Linked DNA regions of Homo sapiens: region 2 is linked to region 1. A link is an interaction called in ENCODE POLR2A ChIA-PET data of the cell type or tissue named here. Cell type or tissue: HepG2. All regions are shown on one strand. Links, peaks and the distances in the headings refer to the core of each region. The heading gives the core; the rest is flanking DNA.

Region 1 (5,376 bases), core at 224-5,223:
CTGAGGGGTAGGGAAGGGGAGAACCCCATGATCCATTTAGAGGTAGAGCTGGAGGGTACCAAGACCCCAAACACTCCTGCCTTGCCTCCGCCAAGCCTTTTGGTCTCATTGCTTCCTTTGCTCTTAGTGGTCTCTCCCGACATCACTTCTGACTATCTCAAAGGATGACGTGATACTCAATGCCTTCAGCAAATCAGAGACTAGCAAGCTGGGGTGAGTGCTGCCTGGGCAAGGGAGGGGCTGCTGGCTGTGAGTTTGTAGAGTTTTCTTCCTTCCCCTCTTCCCAGACTGTGGCAGTGAGATCAGCATTCTCCAGCTGGGGGTTGGTGGGAGCGTCAGGACATGCAGCCATAGCATCCTTTTTCTGGTAGATCTTGGTATGCCCAGGGAAGCTGAGCTGGAGGACAGAAGTGCTTCCTGAAGCAGCCACTGTCAGCCATACCCACTAGCTGTGGGAAATTGTTAGCCCTCTACCCGCACCCCCATTCACTCTTGCACTGCAGGTCTCAAGCCTTCAAGTAAATAGAATTTTTTTTATGGTTATTACATTTCCATGTAATTTTGGCCTACAACACTGTAATGTCGTGAATGCCTGCTCCAGACTGAAGGCAAATCCTAAGGTAAAGTCTCAGTTAAACAGTGTCTCAGTCATTTCTTTCACCACCTATTCCCTCCAGAAAACAAAGCTCCTGTGAGGTTAGCCTACTACTCTCTGAAGACGGGACCACGCCCAAATCCAAGAAGACTCAAGCTGGCCTTTCCCCTTATCCCCAGAAACCCAGTTCCTCAAAGGACAGTGAGGACACCAGCAAAGAGCCCAGCCTTTCTACCCAGACGTTACCTGTGATCAAGTGCTCTGGGCAGACTTCAAGACTTTCTGCTTCCTCCACTTTCCAGTCAATCAGTGACTCCCTCCTGGCTGTGAGCCCATAACTGGCCTCTCTCCAAAAGCCTCTGCCCAGGAGCATGGGCATCAGCTACCTCACGGGAACCAGCCTGCTGTTCAGACCAGTCTGACCCCCTACCCCTTTCACCCTGTCCCTCCTCAGAGTATTTTTTGAAGTGGTTGCATTATAGAGATGGGTATTTGTAGGGCCGGAGGGATGGTAGTGATGGGGAGAAGGTGAGGAAGGGTCACCCTCTGTCACCTGTCTGCCTGGCTGGCACCTCATATCTCAGCAGAGAAGCCAGTGGTGGCCACGCAGCCTTATAAAGCAGGTTTTGGTTTCTACCTTAAGTGAGCCATGTGTGGTTTGTCTGGGGGCCCTGGTGTGGTTGCTGAGTTGTAGCTCAAGAGGAGAAAACATACAGAACATATTTGGACCGGAAATCCTTTGTTCTGAATTTGAGGGGGTCTTCTGAGGTCCTTACTTCCTTAGGTCTTTCCTCACCCCTCTCCCACCGCTGTCCTGAGGAGAAACCCTTGAACTTCCTCAGTAGACAGGCGGAGAGGCCACAACATGCCGAACCCATTTCCTGTCATCCTAGTCTTGGGTCTTCACCGCCTCCTTCCAAATACCCACCCTGCCAGCAGCCCTAGGTCTTCCTGTTCTGACCCCCCATCACTGCTCGTTCAGCCTTCTAGATGTCTCTCTCGTGGACATCTGTTCTTTAGCTGTTGGCTTTCTCTGAGGTGTGAGAGGGTCTATGAACTTTGTGAATTTCCCATGGCCCCAGTGAAGGAGCCCAGATAATCCCAGTAGCTGTTACCTGTCTCCATGTATCAAAGGACACAGTCCAGGGGGAGGGTGGAAGGAGATGTGGTTTCTCTATAGTGCAACAAACATGGTTTCTCAATGTTCTGCTGTGCAGCAAGCAGGGTCTGGCGGCTTGGTAGGTGGGTTTCAGGAGCAGTCACTATTGTAGGATGGGCTTCCAATCAAACCTCAGACTAAACTCTTGTACTGAACTGATTCTACCTCCCTCCTCTAGACTCAGTAAACAGTGACTATTCAATAAATGTTGACTGAGTGAACTGTATTTACAGAGATCTCAAAGGACCCCAGCACTTGAACCAGAAGTTCTAATTGTCTCTCATCTAGGTATGAGAAAGTGGAACCTGGGAACAGCACAAGCGGAAGAGTTCGGATCAGAAAGGTTTTCTCTGAAGCCGTGCTCCTTCCTAACCCTGCACTTAGTGGTTGCTGCTTGCCTCCTCCCCAGCCCCTGTAGTCCCTTTACTTAGTTTTTTCTAGCAGTGGCACATATAAGAAGCCAATTGGCCCCGTGTCCCTGCTACTCAAGTTTTCTCTTTGCACATCAGGCAGAAAGCTCAGCTACTTGGTCTCACCCTGGACTGTAGCTGCCCCCATTCTCTCTGAGCTTTGGAAAGATAGAGACTTCTGTGTTTCATGGCTCCTGGAGTTCTGTGGCGAGGTGGGGTGGGGCCCTGGAAAGATCACTGAGAGGCCTGATTGGGTTCAAGGCCACAGAGTAGGTGGGTGTTTGGCCGGTCCTAAGGCCATGTTGACAGTTGTGAAAGTTTGGTGACAAAGTCCTGGGCATCATTGGCTGCTCAATAGTAAGGACTTTAAAGTCGGGCCATAATGGGAGAGGTCCTTGACACTCCTATTGGATCTTTTCTGATGTAATTGAAGTGACCCGCCTCTTCTCCCCGCTGGCTGCAGTATTCTAGTGCAGACATGACATGGGGAATCTGCTGCCTTCCTAAGAGAAAATGAGCTGCCTGCCTGGCAGTTTTGTTGTGGCTGGGCCTTCACGGCAAGGACCTAGGCACGGAGTCCTGGTTGAGCTGGTTTACTCCATGAAAACGAACTTCAGTTCTTTGGCTTGCCCCCTGAGAATCCCTGTACAACACAACCAATCTATTTCCATTGCCCTAACTGGAGAGGGAACCAGCATTGCTGAATGGGGGTATTGGGGGAAGCATGGTGGGGGAAGGGAGAAGGACTTAGGAAATTAAGTCCTTGTGAGCAATGAAGGTCCTAAAAGAGCAATGGAAAGACACTGCTCTTAGTTTAAAACAAGTTTGTACATTATTCTTAATTTTCATCACATTTGAGTATCTGATAGACATGGGTGTTTTGCTGGGTAGGAGAAAGGAATGGGACTTACATACCACATTTACCTCTCACTCTTGAGAGAAAATTAAATCTTATCAAGCATTTGGCATATATACTTTTGTATTGAATGCCCACAATATGAGGTATTCAGCTAAGCAGGAATTTTTGAGAAGGAATGAGATTTTTTTGGGAAGGTTAAATTGGGAGTATAGTAGAATAAATATTTGTCAGAATATGTCAGTTGTTTTCCTAAGTTGATAACTTACCTAGTCTATTTGGAGGAAGGGAGGCGAGTGTTCTTGAGACAAGGAATGAAGTGCAGGCTATTTCTGGAGTAGTGGAGTAAGGGCTTGGGGTGGAAAGTGGAGGAGGGCAGTCACTGCTGTTTACTTTGCATCCACTTTGGAATGATGAGAAACTCAGTTTCTTAGAAGAAATAGTAATGAAGAGATGGCCTTGTGTCAGGAAAGGATCGGGAACCTTGAATCAGGCTGACCTTGGGTTTAAATCCCAGTTCTGCCACTTACTGTGTGACCTTGGGCATGTCATCTAACTTTTAAGTCTCCATTTCTTTGTAGTATGAATATAATACCTACAGTGCAGGGTTGCGAAGATTTAAACCAAATGTAGTGAAAGTACGTAGGACATAGAGGGCACTTTGCATGGTCACACCTTCTCCACTTGCTGTCCAAGCCCTGTGCCCTAGGTGGGAAGAGACAGGCAAGAAACGTAAAACCCTCTCCTCCAGGAGGTGGAGCTGCCATCGAGATATTTTAGAAGTGAAGATGCCAGAACAGGGTCTAGATAGCTCATGGCCCTCACCTTCACCCCAGTGCACACACAAACATCACCATTCACCCTCCTATTACATTATCACTCCTCTGGGGATTTATTCTTTGGTTAAACACTTCACAGTCAGAGCACAGAATCCCTGAGAAAGGAAGCACATTAAGCATTAGAAGTATGTGAACTGAGTGGGATTATTAAATTATTTCAAGAGAAGCTTTGAAAAGAAGGGGAAAGCAAGCACAGTGGGTGTCAGGTGGCTGGAAAGGGGAGAAGCAGGGTACAGAAAATAAGAGAACTTGATTGGAACTGGACCCAAAGAGCAGATATATGGACCTAACAGCTGTACGAAGGGGCAGTTGTCATTACAGGTACCTTCTCTTGGTTTCAAGCTGTTTGGCTGAGGGTGAGTATCCCCCTGTCACCCTAGCCAAAGTACATACCCAGTGGCTTCTGGGGCAGTCCAGTGCTGCTGAGGGCCAGTGAAGGAGACTGATCATCTGGACACAAAGACCTTTCTACTTCCTTCTCAGCTGAATTAGTTACCCAAGATAGGTGACCAACAAAGGCAGACAGGGATCTCCTCTCCTGGGCTCCCCTTGATTTGTCCTCTAAGATTAAGGCTTACCTGTGACTGTTGTTCGAATCCCCCAACTGCTGTGAGACTTGGAAACACTGATGGTTTTCAGATGGCTAAGAGAGCTCCATTTCTTGCCACCTGAGATTCTGACCAAGCCTTTCACAACCCTTCTTGGCCTTTTAGAGTTCCCCCTGTAGCAGAGTTTGCCCGCTCATTAATATCCGGGGATCTATGCCAGCTCATTTGGCTTGCCCCTTCACCAGCGTTGGATCAGTGAAAGTTGCAAGCAGTCATATGTTGCTCTCGGCAAATGTTTTACAGGTGAAAACACAAGAAGGGTCAATAGCAGGTGGTGGTTTTCTAAAACCCATCTGTGTCATAATTATAATAGACTGAGATACATGGAATGCCAGGGACTGCCACAGGCAAAGCTAACAGAATTTTGAAAAGATATTTAAGTTTCAGTTAGTAAACTGGGGACACCAAAGCCTACTCAGAATAGTTATGGGACTAAAATATGGAGGAAAAGCACCTAACAAGGTGCCTGATAATATATGATGCAGATTTAAAGTAGTGGATTCTAAAACAGACCAAAACTACCACCCAGAACATATAAAGTAAAAGCACTATAACATGCAATAGTGTTACAATACTATTACAATAGCGTGTTAATATTACCAAACTATGGTAAAATATACTTTGATTTTATCCATAATTAAAGCTGAGGATGTATTGATAGTTAACTTAGAAAGATTAAAGCCCCCATCATTAGCAGTCAGAGAAGAGCAGTTTAAACTGCAAGATACCACTTAACACTAAAGTGGCTCAAACTTAAAAGATTGAAAATACCAAGTGTCAGTATGATACTGAGATATTGAGAAGGTGCTGATGGGAATGCAAAATGATGCACTGGAAAGCAGCTTGGTAGATTCTTACAAAGTGAAACATGTCCTTAACGTATGACCTAGCAATTCCACTCTTGCAGGC
Region 2 (5,376 bases), core at 219-5,218, 53 kb after region 1:
GGAGACATATTAAGAGGCTGGACTTATTGCAGTAGTTCTCAATCTATGGTGATTTCATCCCCCAGGGGACATTTTGGAAATGTCTAGAGACATCTGTGGTAGCCACAACTCAGAGGGGGTGCGGTACTTGTGGGGAGAGGCCAGGAATGCTGCTAGGCACCCGGCAACGCACACCACTGTCGGCTACAACATAGAATTATCCACTCCGAGTATTAACAGTGCCACAGTTGAGTAATCCTGGGTTGTTATTGCATAATATTGTGGTTTTAAAATAGTACACGCTTTTCAAGGGCCTACGTTTGTTTCCAGTTAGAAGGACATAGTTGTTTTCTCAGGGATCCGTGGAGTAAGTGGTTCAGAGCATGGCCTCCAGCCAGGTGTTTGGAGTTTGAATCCTGACTCTGCTACTTAATGATAAAGTGACCTTGAGCAACTTCTTTGGGCCTCAGTTTCCTCATCGGCAAAATTGTGGTAATATTAAACCTACCCCAAACAGCTGTAGTGAGGATTGAATGAGCTAATATAAGTAAAATTCTTGGAACAGTGTCTGGTTCATGGTCAGCTCTATGGAAACACGTGCAATTATTATTGTTAATGTCTTAAACTGGAAACAAATTAAGCCTACTTTTAGGACAGGTCTCCTAGGGAATTTTTTTTTTTTTTTTTTTTTTTGAGATGGAGTCTCACATTGCCACCCAGGCTGGAGTGCAGTGGCATGATCTTGGCTCACTGTAACCTCCTCCTCCTCCCGGGTTCAAGCGATTCTCCTGCCTCAGCCTCCCAAGTAGCTGGGATTACAGGCGCCCACCAACATGCCCAGCTAATTTTTTGTATTTTTAGTAGAGACGGCGTTTCACCATGTTGGCCAGGTTGGTCTCGAACTCTTGACCTTGTGATTTGCCCACCTCAGCCTCCCAAAGTGCTGGGATTACAGGCGTGAGCCACTGTGCCCGGCCCTCCTAGGGAATTTAATAGAGGAAAATAGATGTGTATGTAAAGTATTTTTTAAAAAGCAACCTTTAAGGAAAAAAACAAAACTCACTCACAGGAAAATGATATGGCTGGGGCACTTATAAATCTAAGGAGTATTTACAGGAATTCAGAGGCTCAGCAAGGATTCCCTGCCTTCTAGAACTATCTGGTCAATGTCAGGTGACTTACTGTTTCAGAAAACATTTCTTTTTGTACCTTTAGACTTTAAAAATTTGAATAGGTAATACATTATCATAGTTCAAGACTCAAACAATAGAACATGATACACACTAAGCAGTCTGACCCCCTCCGCTGCTCCCCTGACCCTCCCATAGTAATCACTTTATATTTATTTATTTAGAGACAGAGTCTCACTCTGTCATCTAGGCTGGAGTGCAGTGGGTACAGTCATGGCTCAATGCAGCTTTGACTTCAAGCAATTCTCCCACCTCAGCCTCCGAGTAGCTGGAATCACAGGCGCACACTGCCATGCCCAGCGAATTTTTTTTTTTTTTTGTAGAGGCAGGGTTTTGCCATGTTGCCAAGGCTGATCTCAAACTCCTTAGCTCAAGTGATCCTCCAGCCTTGGCCTCCCAAAGTGCTGGGATTATAGGGGTGAGTCACCATGCCCGGTCCAGTAATCACTTTCACTAGTTTCTTATGTATCCATCCAGTATTTTTCTATGAAAGCAAATACAAATACTATATATTCTTATTTTAGACCTCCTTTCTTAGGCAAAAGATATACTTTTTCACATAATCTATCTTGGATATCTTTCTGTATTAGTACACAAGGAATTTCTTCATCCCTTTTTAAGGTGACATAGTATTTCATTATGTGGATATCTCATGCTTTGTTTATAAATTTGCTCGTACTTTTGTAAATATTAACAAATCGTCCTCCAAGTAGGGATGTGTTATTTTGGAGTCCTACCAGCAGTATATTTTCCTTCCAGGAAAATAGGCATATTCACTGCAGTTTGCAGACGATCAGCTGTTCAAAATTAGAACACACTGGCAGGTGTTCCTGGGAGGTAGAAATGGGAAACAGGTCTAAATGGATGTTAGGGGTTTGTCAAGACTGTCCTTCCAGGAACTGGCAGAATCAGCCATTTGTTCAAGGTGATGTCTGGGTATATGGGTGATATATTGGAGGCAATTATGTTGGATTGGTCCTAGGAGAATCCAGTTTTTAACACCAAAACTAAGATCCAGTAAAGTTGGAGTTTTTCTGGACTATGGGTTGGGTGACGTTTCCTTCTGTAATTTGAATGATAGATTTCATCTCCACAATTGGTAATGTCTCTTTTATAGAAGGTCTTTGGCCTAATTTCTATACTGGAACCGATTCTGATCCTCTCAAAATCTCTTCAGTAACTGATTAGGAAAGATGAAGTGCCCAGGAAACCACTGTGTTTCATTTTCTTTCAGTTTGTAGGTGTAACTTACCTAGGAAATATAGTCTTAGGATTTGTGGGTTATTTTAAATTTTTACCCCCCAAAACGTGTTTCTTTTCCTTCTCATTTTCAGCAACTATAAGACTATCATAGCAATGTCAATTTCATAGAGGCCGTGGATATCTATCGTCAAGTGCTTTAGAAATTCTAAGATAAAATATTTGAGAATTATATTACATAACATGGCCAGTACTTTTTTTTATTTCTTTTTTTGTCATGTTCTTAGATTTCAAAGACAAAATCATATGGAAGCTCAGGAAACTCATGGGAAATAAATAAATAAATAAATATCATACCGCATGGCTTACTTACTTATTTTTGGACCCTGACTTTCTCATCCAGCTTATTGTTTTTTCTGTTTTCTCATCAGTCTTCTTTTTTCTTGTTGATTACATAAGGCATTCATCATTTCATTGACAGCAAGCTGCAGTAGATTTAAATACAAAAAAAGGAGCTATAGGCTTTCTATCTCACCTCACTAAAGGGCTCAGTTTCCCTCAAATGCTGGCCTCCAACATACACCTCAACGTACCTCAGTTTGCCATATAGCCCATTTTTCCAAACTTTCACTCCTCCAAGGACCTCAATGCCTCCAGTTCCACCAGACACGCATTGCTCTAATATTCTAGCTCCTTGTGTGCCCATTTTTTAAATTTGCTCTTCCTCTGGAACAACAGGCCATCCTGGTGCCTACATCATACACAATGCCCTTTTTTTTTTTTTTTTTTTTTTGCCCAGCTCATTTGCTCTTGTGTAGCCATCAGACCCTTCCTCACCTCATCTCCTGTCCTGGGAGCACCTGCCCAGCTTGGCCCAGTTATTCAGTTTTGATTGAACTCCACAGGTGCTTTACAAGGCCAAGTACGGTCCAATGTGGATGTCCTACTTAGGGCCTCAGATGCACGTGAACCTGGCCAGTGCCCCGCTCTTGGAGCAAGTGATGCGGCAAGAGGGCAAGTACCCAGTACGGAACGACATGGAGCTATGGAAGGAGCACCGGGACCAGCACGACCTGACCTATGGGCCGTTCACCACGTGAGCTGGGGCCTGAAGGGACTGGAACAGGGCCCCAGAGGGCCAGGGCGAAAGACAGTGGGCACAGGGCAGGCAGGTGGATAACCGGCAGAATAGTACCCTCTGCATCCTCTGAGCCTGATGGTCTAGAGAGCAGTTGTTGGGAGGTGCTGAAGCCCAGGGACCATTCATTGGCTCTCCACTAATAAATATTAGGTTGGTGCAAAAGTCATTGTGGTTTTCACCATTTAAAATTATGGCAAAAACCACACCTGTAATCCCAGCACTTTGGGAGGCTGAGGTGGGCGGATCACTTGAGTTCAGGGGTTCGAGATCAGCTTGGCCAACACGGTGAAACCCCGTCTCTACTAAAAACACAAAAATTAGCCAGGTGTGGTGGTGGGCACCTGTAATCCCAGCTACTTGGGAGGCTGAGGCAGGAGGATCGTTTGAACCCAGGAGGTGGAGGTTGCAGTGAGCCGAGATCATGCCACTGCACTCCAGCCTGGGCAACAGAGTGAGACTCCATCTCAAAAAAGAAAAAAAAAAAAACTTTTTAACTTGACATCTGCCACTGAGGGTAAGATTTAGGTTGCAGGTTTTCACTGGGCCAGGCCACCTATGACATGACAGCTCAGATTTAGAATCGGAGCTAAACATTATGTAGAGCCCTTTGTAATCTATTTACATTTTTTTCTCTAAAGCCAGTTTCCTGAATAGATGATATCATATGCATGCATTTAAAAGCTCTTTTGTGAATCTTTGAGTCAGATGACTGGGGAAAAAAAGCTATTCTGCTAACTCATGATAAGTTTGGGGTTCTCAAATTTTTGTTTTAACATATATATTTTTAAAATATCATTTTATGAAGCATTGTTTCCTCCAAGTGATTTTTTAACAACCACGTTTAAGTTCTGTATATCCGATTCCTACTGTTGAGAGAGTTTTACTTTTGGAACAACGTGAAGTCCCAACAAATAGGTCTATTCTGGTTTTCATTTCTTTTTCAGCAACACTTTCAGTTTATCTTTTTGCAATTTTCCCTTAACATAATAAAGGCAGCTCCTGGGGTGGGGTGTTGAAGGTCATTAAAGAAAAAATATATATTAAAAAAAATTTGACTGGGTGCGGTGGCTCACGCCTGTAATCCCAGCACTTTGGGAGGCCAAGGTGGGCGGATCATGAGGTCAGGAGATCAAGACCATCCTGGCTAACACGGTGAAACCCCGACTCTACTAAAAAAAAATACAAAAAATTAGCTGGGTGTGGTGGCATGCACCTGTAGTCCCAGCTACTCAGGAGGCTGAGGCAGGAGAATCGCTTGAACCTGGGAGGTGGAGGTTGCAGTGAGCTGAGTGGGTGACAGAGCGAGACTCTGTCTCAAACAAAACAAAACAAAACAAACAAAAATACAACTTTATTGGTTTTAAAAATTCAAAAGTAATACTCACCGTGGAAATTCCAATAATAAAATATGAAGTCTCTTGCCCTTCCACCCCTATTGCATCCTCCTTAGCAACCAGTACTGACAGTTTGTTGTGTATTCTCCCCTCTTTATCCAGGAGCATGCAAATATACATGTGGATAGGTAGGATTTTGTCTCCTCTTAAAATTGGACCATATTGTACTTATTGCTCTACAGCTAGCCTTTTAAAAAAATGGACTCATACCCAGCTTGCTTAGGAAAGGAAATAGGTTTGAGGAACAGCTGGGAGTGGGGGCAGTCCCTGGACATTAATCTTGCTTATGGAAAGTATGTTTCCACCCACGTGAGCACCCTTGCCTAACCAAGGAGGAGGCCTGACCACCTACCTTGCCTAACCAGGGAGGGGGCCTGACCATCTACCGCATGACTGAGGCAAGAGCCTACAGCATCAGCCTCGTGGGCCTCCCTGTCCCTCTGACCCACTGAGCCAAGCAGAGCATGAAGGC

The links. Peaks named below come from ENCODE experiments on the same cell type or tissue, not always from the same donor. Only the 100,000 strongest peaks of a DNase experiment are listed, where the experiment ranks them.
Region 2: POLR2A ChIA-PET joins it to region 1 with 5 read pairs; 3 of 35 experiments call an interaction of 5 or more read pairs at or near these places.

What each region holds. Positions count from the first base shown.
Region 1 is chr2:218,753,457-218,758,832 of GRCh38, forward strand. It overlaps TTLL4 (tubulin tyrosine ligase like 4), which reads left to right. Exons shown (of 20, transcript NM_014640.5): 19 at 128-213; 20 at 678-1,960. The coding sequence ends at 933. Among named protein-coding and RNA genes, the nearest start is that of CYP27A1, 26 kb to the right of the region's middle. In HepG2, for the core only: a CTCF peak has its summit at 3,755 (motif pointing right); DNase peaks (open chromatin) are centred at 1,955 and 2,505; H3K4me3 peaks cover 1,060 bases.
Region 2 is chr2:218,806,303-218,811,678 of GRCh38, forward strand. It overlaps CYP27A1 (cytochrome P450 family 27 subfamily A member 1), which reads left to right. Exons shown (of 9, transcript NM_000784.4): 2 at 3,275-3,465. Among named protein-coding and RNA genes, the nearest start is that of MIR9500, 14 kb to the right of the region's middle. In HepG2, for the core only: no CTCF peak of the experiment used is centred there; a DNase peak (open chromatin) is centred at 249; H3K4me3 peaks cover 103 bases.